Linked DNA regions of Homo sapiens: region 2 is linked to region 1. A link is a loop called in an ENCODE intact Hi-C map of the cell type or tissue named here. Cell type or tissue: chondrocyte. All regions are shown on one strand. Each heading gives the region's core, and the rest is flanking DNA. Links, peaks and the distances in the headings are about the cores only.

Region 1 (4,387 bases), core at 253-4,252:
CATAGACAGATCCCATCTCTCTTTAAAAAAACAAAAAACATAACAAAAAAGCCAAATTTTATTGGGAAAACTGGATATCCACATACAAAAGAATAAAGTGGCCGGGCACGGTGGCTCATGCCTGTAATCCCAGCACTTTGGGAGGCCGAGGCAGGCAAATCACAAGATCAGGAATTCGAAACCAGCCTGGCCAATATGGTGAAACCCCATCTCTACTAAAAACACAAAAATTAGCTGGGCATGGTGGTGGGTGCCTGTAATCCCAGCTACTCAGGAGGCTGAGGCAGGAGAATCACTTGAACCAGGGAGGCAGAGGTTGCAGTGAGCTGAGATCATGCCACTGCCCTCCAGCCTGGGTGACAGAGCGAGACCCTGTCTCAGAATAAAGTCTGGGGGCCGGGCACGGTGGATCACACCTGTAATCCCAGCATTTTGGGAGGCTGAGGCGGGTGGATCACCTGAGATCACAAGTTTGAGACCAGCCTGTCCAACATGGTGAAACCCCGTCTCTACTAAAAATACAAAAATTAGCCGGGCCTGGTGGCATGCACCTGTAAGCCTAGCTACTTGGGAGGCTGAGGCAGGAGAATTGCTCGAACCTGGGAGGCGGAGGTTGTGGTGAGCTGAGATCATGCCACTGCACTCCATGGGCAACAGAGCAAGACCCTGTCTCAAAAAAAAAAAAAAAAGTTCGATCCTTATCTTACACCATATACAAAAAATAACTCAGATTAAATAACTAAATGTAAGACCCAAAACTATAAAATGCCTGAAAGAAGACACAGCAGATTGATTTCAGGATTGATTTCCAACAATCTGATTTCAGACTTCTGGCCTCCAGAACTGTGAGAAAATAAATGTCTTGTTTTCAGCCACCAAGTTTCTGGTAATTTGTCATAGCAGCCAGGGGAAACTGATATAGTACAGTGAATAAGTAATAACTCTAATGCCAGGTAAATCGGTGCTATGAAGATAAAAAGCCCGGGAGGAGAGTTACAAGGAATGTTATCACCCTAACTTAGGATGGTTAATGGACCTGGCCTCAAGTCAAAAGCCCTGTAACAACCACGTACTTGGGAAGTTAGAACAGCAGAGAGGTGCACCACGATTTTTCTTCTTTTTAATTAGAGAAAGGGGCCAGGCGCGGTGGCTCACGCCTGTAATCCCAGCACTTTGGAAGGCCGAGGCGGGTGGATCACCTGAGGTCAGGAGTTCAAGACCAACCTGGCCAATATGGTGAAACCCCGTTTCTACTAAAAATACAAAAATTAGCCGGGTGTGATAGCATGCGCCTGTAATCCCAGCTACTCAGGAGGCTGAGGCAGGAGAATTGCTTGAACCCAGGAGGCAGAAGTTGGAGTGAGCCGAGATTGCACCATTGCTCTCCAGCCTGGGCGACAGAGCAAGACTTGGTCTCAAGCAATCCTCCTGCCTCAGCCTCCCAAGTAGCTAGGACTACAGTCACGTGCCACCATACCTGGCTAATTTTTTTTTTTTTTAGAGATGAGGTCTCGCTATGTTGCCCAGGCTGGTTTCAAATTTCTGGCCTCAAGGGATCCTCCTGCCTTGGCCTCTCAAATGGCTGGGATTACAGGTGTGAGCTACCATGACTGACCATCATGATTTTAACAAAACTGACAGGAGAATAAAAATAAGGGCAAAGTAGTAGCCAGAGGCTAGGTCCCATAAGCGCAGAAGCAGGGACCTTAGGGTTAGAAAGCAAAGGAATGTCACACATGTTCAGAGGCTCTGCAGGATGACAGGGCATAGGGACATGACTTGGGAGGCTGTTGCTCTAAATACCTAACTAGGCCAAGAAGGAGGGAGAAGTGCTGGAATTCTGGATGTATTTTACATATAGAGCCAATAGGATTTGCCAATGGATCAGAGGCAGGGAGTCAAGAGAGGGAATGGGAGCAGTCATGCCATATAGTACACCTGTAGTTCCAGCAGCTAGGGAGGCTGAGATGGGAGGATCGCTTGAGCCTGGGAGGTCAAGGCTGCAGTGAGCTTTGATCGTGCCACTGCCCACCAGCCTGGGTGATAGAGGAAGATCTTGTCTCAAAAAAAAAAAATGTCTGTGAGTTTAAACTAAATTACTGGATGATGGTGGTGTCATTTACTGAGATAAGAAACACCTGGGGAGGAACTATCCGGGCACAAATTATGAGCTCTGACCTGGACACATTAAGTATGAGGTCCCATTTGCCATCCAAGTGGAGATCCCAAATAGACATTCGGGTTCTTGTGTCTGCAGTTCGAGGAGAGGTCAGAGGAGTCACCAAGCCATGCATCTGAGTGAGCTCACGCAGAGTGGGCGAGATGTGAGCAGGCAGGGTCTGACAGCAGGGATCCCATGACGCCAGCCTGCTTTGCATGCTAGGACAGCTCAGGCTCTGGCCCTGCCTTCAACAACAGCCTTGGGCTCACGTTACAGCAGCATCCCCAAGGAGCCTCCTGCTTGTCACTGGCTTGTGTCCAGCCAGGCACAAATTTGCAACTGGGCAATTCTAACCTCTAGAGTGAGTAAGCCATTCCCATGGGGCGCTCAACTCCTCATAGAAAAAACTTTTATTGGCCGGGAGTGGTGACTCACACTGTAATCCCAGCACTTTAAGAGGCCGAGGTGGGATGATCACTTGAGGTCAGGAGTTCAAGACCAGCCTGGCCAACATGGTGAAACCCTATCTCTACTAAAAATACAAAAATTAGCCAGGCGTGGTGGCAGGCACCTGTAATCCCAGCTACTCGGGAGGCTGAGGCAGGAGAATCACTTGAATCCAGGAGGCAGAGGTTGCAGTGAGCCGAGTTAGCGCCACTGCAGTCCAGCTTGGGCAACAGGGCGAGACTCCATCTCAAAAAAACAAAAACAAAACAAAAAACTTTTATCAGGCCGGACTCAGTGGCTCATGCCTATAATCCCAGCACTTTGGGAACACAAAGTGGAAAGGATCAATTGAGCACAGGAGTTCGAGACTAGCCTGGGCAACATGGTAAGACCCCCCCCCATCTCTACAAAAGATAAAAATTAGCCAGACGTGGCGTGTGTGCCTGTGGGTCCACCTACCTAGAAGTCTGAGGTGGGAGGATCACTTGAGCTCAGGAGTTTGAGGCTGCAGTGAGCTACGATCGTGCCACTGCATTCCACCCTGTGTGACAGAGTGAGACCCTGTCTCTCTTAAAAAAAAAAAAAAAAAAAAGTCCAAAAATCCTTTTTGCAGCCAGGCGAGATGGCTCACATCTATAATCCCAGCACTTTGGGAGGCCTAGGTGGGCGAATCGCCTGAGGTCAGGAGTTCGAGACCAGTCTGGCCAACCTGGTGAAACCCCATCTCTACTAAAAATACAAAAAATTAGCCAGGCATGGTGGTGCACACCTGTAATCCCAGCTACTTGGGAGGCTGAGGCAGGAGAATTGCTTGAACCCAGGAGGTGGAGATTGCAATGAGCTGGGATCGTGCCACTGCACTCCAGCCTGGGAAAGAAGAGCAAACCTCCATCTCAAAATAAATAAATAAATAAATAAATATAAATAAAAAGCAAAAATCCTTTTTGCTTTCAGCAAAAAAAATCTTGCATGAGCAATGTAACTGAATATGTCAGATCTGATGTTTCACCTGGAACTGTGGCTGACAAGGAGCTCCTACAAGGTGTGGAAGTGCCAGCTCCATCTTTTCGCTCATCTGGGTGTGTTAGCATCTTCTTTTTTTTTTTTTTTGTTTATTTGTTTGAGACAGGCTGTACAATGGCATGATCAGAGCTCACTAGAGCCTCCAAATCCTGGACTCAAGCGATCCTCCCGTCTCAGCCTCCTGAGTAGCTGTGACTACAGGTGCACACCACCACTCCCAGATAATTTTTTTTTTTCCGAAGAGATGTGAGGGGGTCTCACTATGTTGCCCAGGCTGGTCTTGAACTCCTGACCTCAAGCGATCCTCCCAGTTCAGCCTCCCAAAGTGCTGGGATTACAGGTATAAGCCACTGCACCCAGTCTGCATCATCTTCAATCTGTGCTTTCTTTTTTTTTTTTTGAGATGGAGTCTTGCTCTGTCACCAGGCTGGGGTGCAGTGGCGCAATCTCGGCTCACCGCAACCTCCAACTCCCTGGTTCAAGCGATTTTCCTGCCTCAGCCTCCCAAGTAGCTGGGATTGCAGGCACGTACCACCATGCCCAGCTAATTTTTGTATTTTTAGTAGAGACGGGGTTTCACCATGTTGGCCAGGATGGTCTCGATCTCCTGACCTCACGATCCACCCGCCTCAGCCTCTCAAAGTGCTGGGATTACAGGTGTGAGCCACCACGCCAGGCCCAATCTGTGCTTTCTTTGCAGGAATTGTTTTCAACTATGAGTCCATTCTGTGAGGGTTAATTTAGTCAAAACTGGAT
Region 2 (4,387 bases), core at 292-4,291, 200 kb after region 1:
GAGGCAGGAGAATGGCGTGAACCCGGGAGGCGGAGTTTTCAGAGAGGTGAGACAGTGCCACTGCACTCCAGCCCAGCCTGGGCAATAGAGCGAGACTCCGTCTCAAAAAAAAAAAAAAAAAAAAGAGAGAGAGACCTCGGTCAGGCGAGGTGGTCACACCTGTAATCCCACCATTTTGGGAGGCCGAGGCAGGTGGATCACCTGAGGTCGGGAATTTGAGACCAGCCTGGCCAACATGGTGAAACTTCACCTCTACCAAAAATACAAAATTAGTTGGACGTGGTGGTGGGTGCCTGTAATCCCAGGTACTCGGGAGGCTGAGGCAGGAGAATCGCTTGAATCCGGGAGGCAGAGGTTGCAGTGAGCCGAGATCGTGCTATTGCACTCCAGCCTGGGCAACAAGAGCAAAATTTCATCTAAAAAAAAAAAAGGTTTTTCTGTAGAGATGGGGGTCTTGCTAGGTTGCCCAGGCTGGTCTCAAAATCCTGGCTTCAAGCGATGCTCCAGCCTTGGCCTCCCAAAGCACTGGGATAGGCAGGAGCCACCATGCCTGGACATAGGACCAAGATTCTATATTTTTTTCCCATAATCTTTTTTTTTTCTTCCTTTTTCTGATTTCCAGTGGGGTTGGATTTTGCTCAAAATTTTTTTTTTTTTTTTTTTTTAAGATGGAGTCTCACTCTGTCACTCAGACTGGAGTGCAGTGGCATGATCTCGGCTCACTGCAACTTCTGCCTCCTGGGTTCATGCAATTCTCCTGCCTCAGTCTCTCGAGTAGCTGGGACTACAGGCACACGCCACCACACCTGGCTAATTTTTATATTTTTAGTAGAGACGAGGTTTCACCATGATGGCCAGGCTGGTCTCGAACTGCTGACCTCAAGTGATCCACCCGCCTCGGCCTCCCAAAGTGTTGGGATTATAGGCATGAGCCACCACGCCTGGACTTAACTCAATTTTTTTTCTTATTTTTTTGACCTTGAGGATGAGGATTCTGAGCAAAGCTGCACCACCCCATCCCATATCCTCTGTCTTTAAAAAAACACCCTTGGGGCTGGGCACAGTGGCTCACACCTGTAATCCCAGCACTTTGAGAGGCCGAGGTGGGCGGATCACAAGGTCAGGAGATGGAGACCATCCTGGCTAACACGGTGAAACCCGTCTCTATTAAAAATACAAAAAATTAGCCAGGCATGGTGGCGTGCATCAGGAGGCTGAGGCAGGAGAATCGCTTGAACCCAGAAGGCAGAGGTTGCAGTGAGCTGAGATGGCACCACTGCACTCCAGCCTGGGCGACAGAGCGAGACTCCGTCTCAAAACAAAACAAAACAAAAAAAAACACCCTTGGGCTGCCAGTGTCTGATTTCCCAGGGAGTTCCCCGGGACCTGGGTCTGATGTGTCATCTGATTTCTTACTTGAGGCAAAAAAAGTAAGGACAGGGATGAGGAGTTCCAAGTATCTGTGGCCTCAGCCTGGTTGGACTGTGGGTAGGAGAAGGAAGGAGTATTCCGGAGAACCAGTTGCAGCCATGGAAGAGGGGTTTCCTGGGGAAACAGGATTTTTTTTTTTTTTTTAGACAGAATCTCGCTCTGTTGCCCAGAGTAAGTGCAGTGGCACCATCTCGGCTCACTGCAACCTCTGCCTCCCAGGTCCAAGCGATTCTTCTGCCTCAGCCTCCTGAGTAGCTGGGACTACAGTGTGTGCCACCATGCCCGGCTTATTTTTGTATTTTTAGTAGACAGGGTTTCACCATGTTGCCCAGGGTGGTCTCAAACTCCTGACCTCAAGTGATCTGCCCCCTTGGCCTCCCAAAGTGCTGGGATTACAGGCATGAGCCACGGCGCCCGACCCCAATTCCACTTTTTTTTTTTTTTTTTTGAGACGCAGTCTTGCTCTGTCGCCGAGGCTGGAGTGCAGTGACGCGATCTCGGCTCACTGCAACCTCAGCCTCCCAGGGTCAAGCGATTCCCCTGCCTCAGCCTCCCTAGTAGCTGGGACTACAGGCACACACCACCATGCCCAGCTAATTTTTTGTGTGTGTGTTTTAGTAGAGACGGGGTTTCACCATGTTGGCCAGGATGGTCTCGATTTCCTGACCTTGTGGTCCACCCGCCTTGGCCTCCCAAAGTGCTGGGATTACAGGCGTGAGCCACGGTGCCTGGCCCTAACCCACATTTTAAGAAGGCTGGAATATGACTTTGGAAGAAAAGCTTGGGTTGTGCTTGCAGGGACACGCACCTGCCTGCAGGGGACACTGTGGGTGGCTGCCAGCAGGGCACATGCAGGGTGGGAGACCAGGGCCAAGGGCACGCCGAGCGCAGGTGACCTGCAGAGCCAGGCTCACTGGTGGGACCCAAAGGTGCAGGAGGCCAGGACCCAGGGGCACAGCTGGTCCTTGGAGACAAGTCCCAAGCTGAGCTGGCTGCCACCTCCACCCCCACCACCCAGCAAGGCAGGGATCATTTCACAGCCCACCACATCCAGACATGCAGCTGTTCAGGTCCAAGAAGCCCATCTAAGTAGAGGGGCTTTCTTTACCCGCCTGTTTCCCTCTCCATCTCCAGGGGGCCTGCGGTGGGTTCCTGGCCTCTCCAGATTGCCAGAGATAACCTTCAGTTCCCTATTTCCTAAAATGAAGAAATTGAATTGAAATGTTCCAGGGTCCTCTAGCATCCTAACATACTGATTTGTGTCATTTATAGATTTGTTATTTAAAGCAAGCATGTCTCACTCTAAGTTACTTTCCCTGAAAACTTGGATTAAAAATAAATCTGTATTTTAAATTCATAACTACAGCTTATTTACCACTCTTCTGAAATTACTTTGCAAAGTGAAGGATCACTTTGCAAAGTGAAGCTCACTTTGTAAAGTGAACAAACTTAATTTTATCAGGAAAAAAAAAAAGCAGCAGCTGGGTGTGGTAGCTCATGCCTCTAGTCCCAGCTATTTGTGAGGCTGACGCAGGAGAGCTGCTTGAGGCCAGGAGTTCGAGACCAGCCTGGCCAACATGGTGAAACCCCATCTCTACTAAAAATACAAAAATTAGCTGGGCGTGGTGGCACATGCCTGTAGTCCCAGCTACTCGGGAGGCTGGGGCAGGAGAATTGCTTGAACCCGGGAGACGGAGATTGCAGTGAGCCGAGATCGTGCCACTGTATTCCAGCCTGGGCGACAGAGCAAGACTCTGACTCAAAATAAATAAATAAATAAAAATAAAATAAAAAAGAAAGAAAAGAAAAGGGAAGAAAACCAAAATTCAGCTAAGCAGGTATGTTTAGGGAGGGGAGGGAATGGAGAGGGGAAACTAGGGGATTCCAAGATACCTGGAAAGTTCTATTTCTTGAGCCAGGCGTCCTTCACATAGGTGTTTATTTTCTTATCCTGAAGTCATGCCTATACATTGGAGAGCCACTTCATATGTACGTTATTTTGTAATCAAAACCAAAAGCAATTTACCATACACGTGCACCTCCCCCACCTCATCTTCCAAACCTAGGACCAGCACGCTGGGGGAAGAAACCTGTATAAAAGTCACCCAAAGGAGTGGGGGACAGAGACCAGGACTACACCCCACCCCACCCCACCCTGACTTAGAGACCTCCACCCTGCCCTCACCCTGAACAAGAAACCCCTCAACCCATCCGTACCCTGGTTTAGAGACCCCACCGCCCCCTTCACCCACCTGGAGCCCCTGCTGTGACTGGGGTCTCAGTGATTCCATGGGTCTCCTGGGTGCGAATCCCAAACCCAGGGCAAAGGGACCAGAGGGACCATCGGTCTCCAGCCCCAGTGCTTCCTTCCTGATGGGGAGTTGTCAGGAATGTCAGTGGTGAGAGGGGACTCATGACACACCGGCTTTCTTCTCTAGGCCTCAGGCCGACAAGAAACTTGGAGAGACAGCAGCTTGCAGCTGAGTGTGGGCAAGCGGGCACCCTTGATGCAGTAGAGGAGTTGCTGTGCTAGATACTGTTGGGCATCCTTTTTTTTCTTTTTTTTTTTTTTTTGTGAGACAGTCTTGCTCTGTCGCCTAGGCTGGAGTGCAGTGGCGCGATCTCGGCTCACTGCAACCTCCGCCTCCTGGGTTCAAGCGATTCTCCTGCCTCAGCCTCCTGAGTAGCTGGGACTACAGGTGCCCACCACCACACCCGGCTAATTTTTTTTGTATTTTTAGGAGAGACAGGGTGTCACCGTGTTAGCCAGGATGGTCTCCATCTCTTGACCTCATGATCCGCCCACGTCGGCCTCCCAAAGTGCTGGGATTACAGGCGTGAGCCACCGCGCCCAGCCTTTTTTCTTTTTTTAAGACAGACCCCCTGTCACCAAGGCTGGAGTGCAGTGGCACGATCTTGGCTTGCTGCAGCCTCCACCTCCAAACCTCAAAGCCAT

What was found. Hi-C counts contacts between places; a loop is a spot of excess contacts. Peaks named below come from ENCODE experiments on the same cell type or tissue, not always from the same donor. Only the 100,000 strongest peaks of a DNase experiment are listed, where the experiment ranks them.
Region 2: a loop joins it to region 1, with 3 times the contacts of the local background. A loop is called at or near these places in 6 of 110 quality-filtered maps.

The regions. Positions count from the first base shown.
Region 1 is chr7:74,076,988-74,081,374 of GRCh38, forward strand. No RefSeq gene overlaps it. Among named protein-coding and RNA genes, the nearest start is that of LIMK1, 4.6 kb to the right of the region's middle. In chondrocyte, for the core only: no CTCF peak of the experiment used is centred there; a DNase peak (open chromatin) is centred at 2,382.
Region 2 is chr7:74,273,219-74,277,605 of GRCh38, forward strand. No RefSeq gene overlaps it. Among named protein-coding and RNA genes, the nearest start is that of CLIP2, 14 kb to the right of the region's middle. RefSeq lists enhancers at 1,055-1,104, 1,395-1,464. In chondrocyte, for the core only: CTCF peaks have their summits at 2,265 (motif pointing right) and 2,467; no DNase peak of the experiment used is centred there.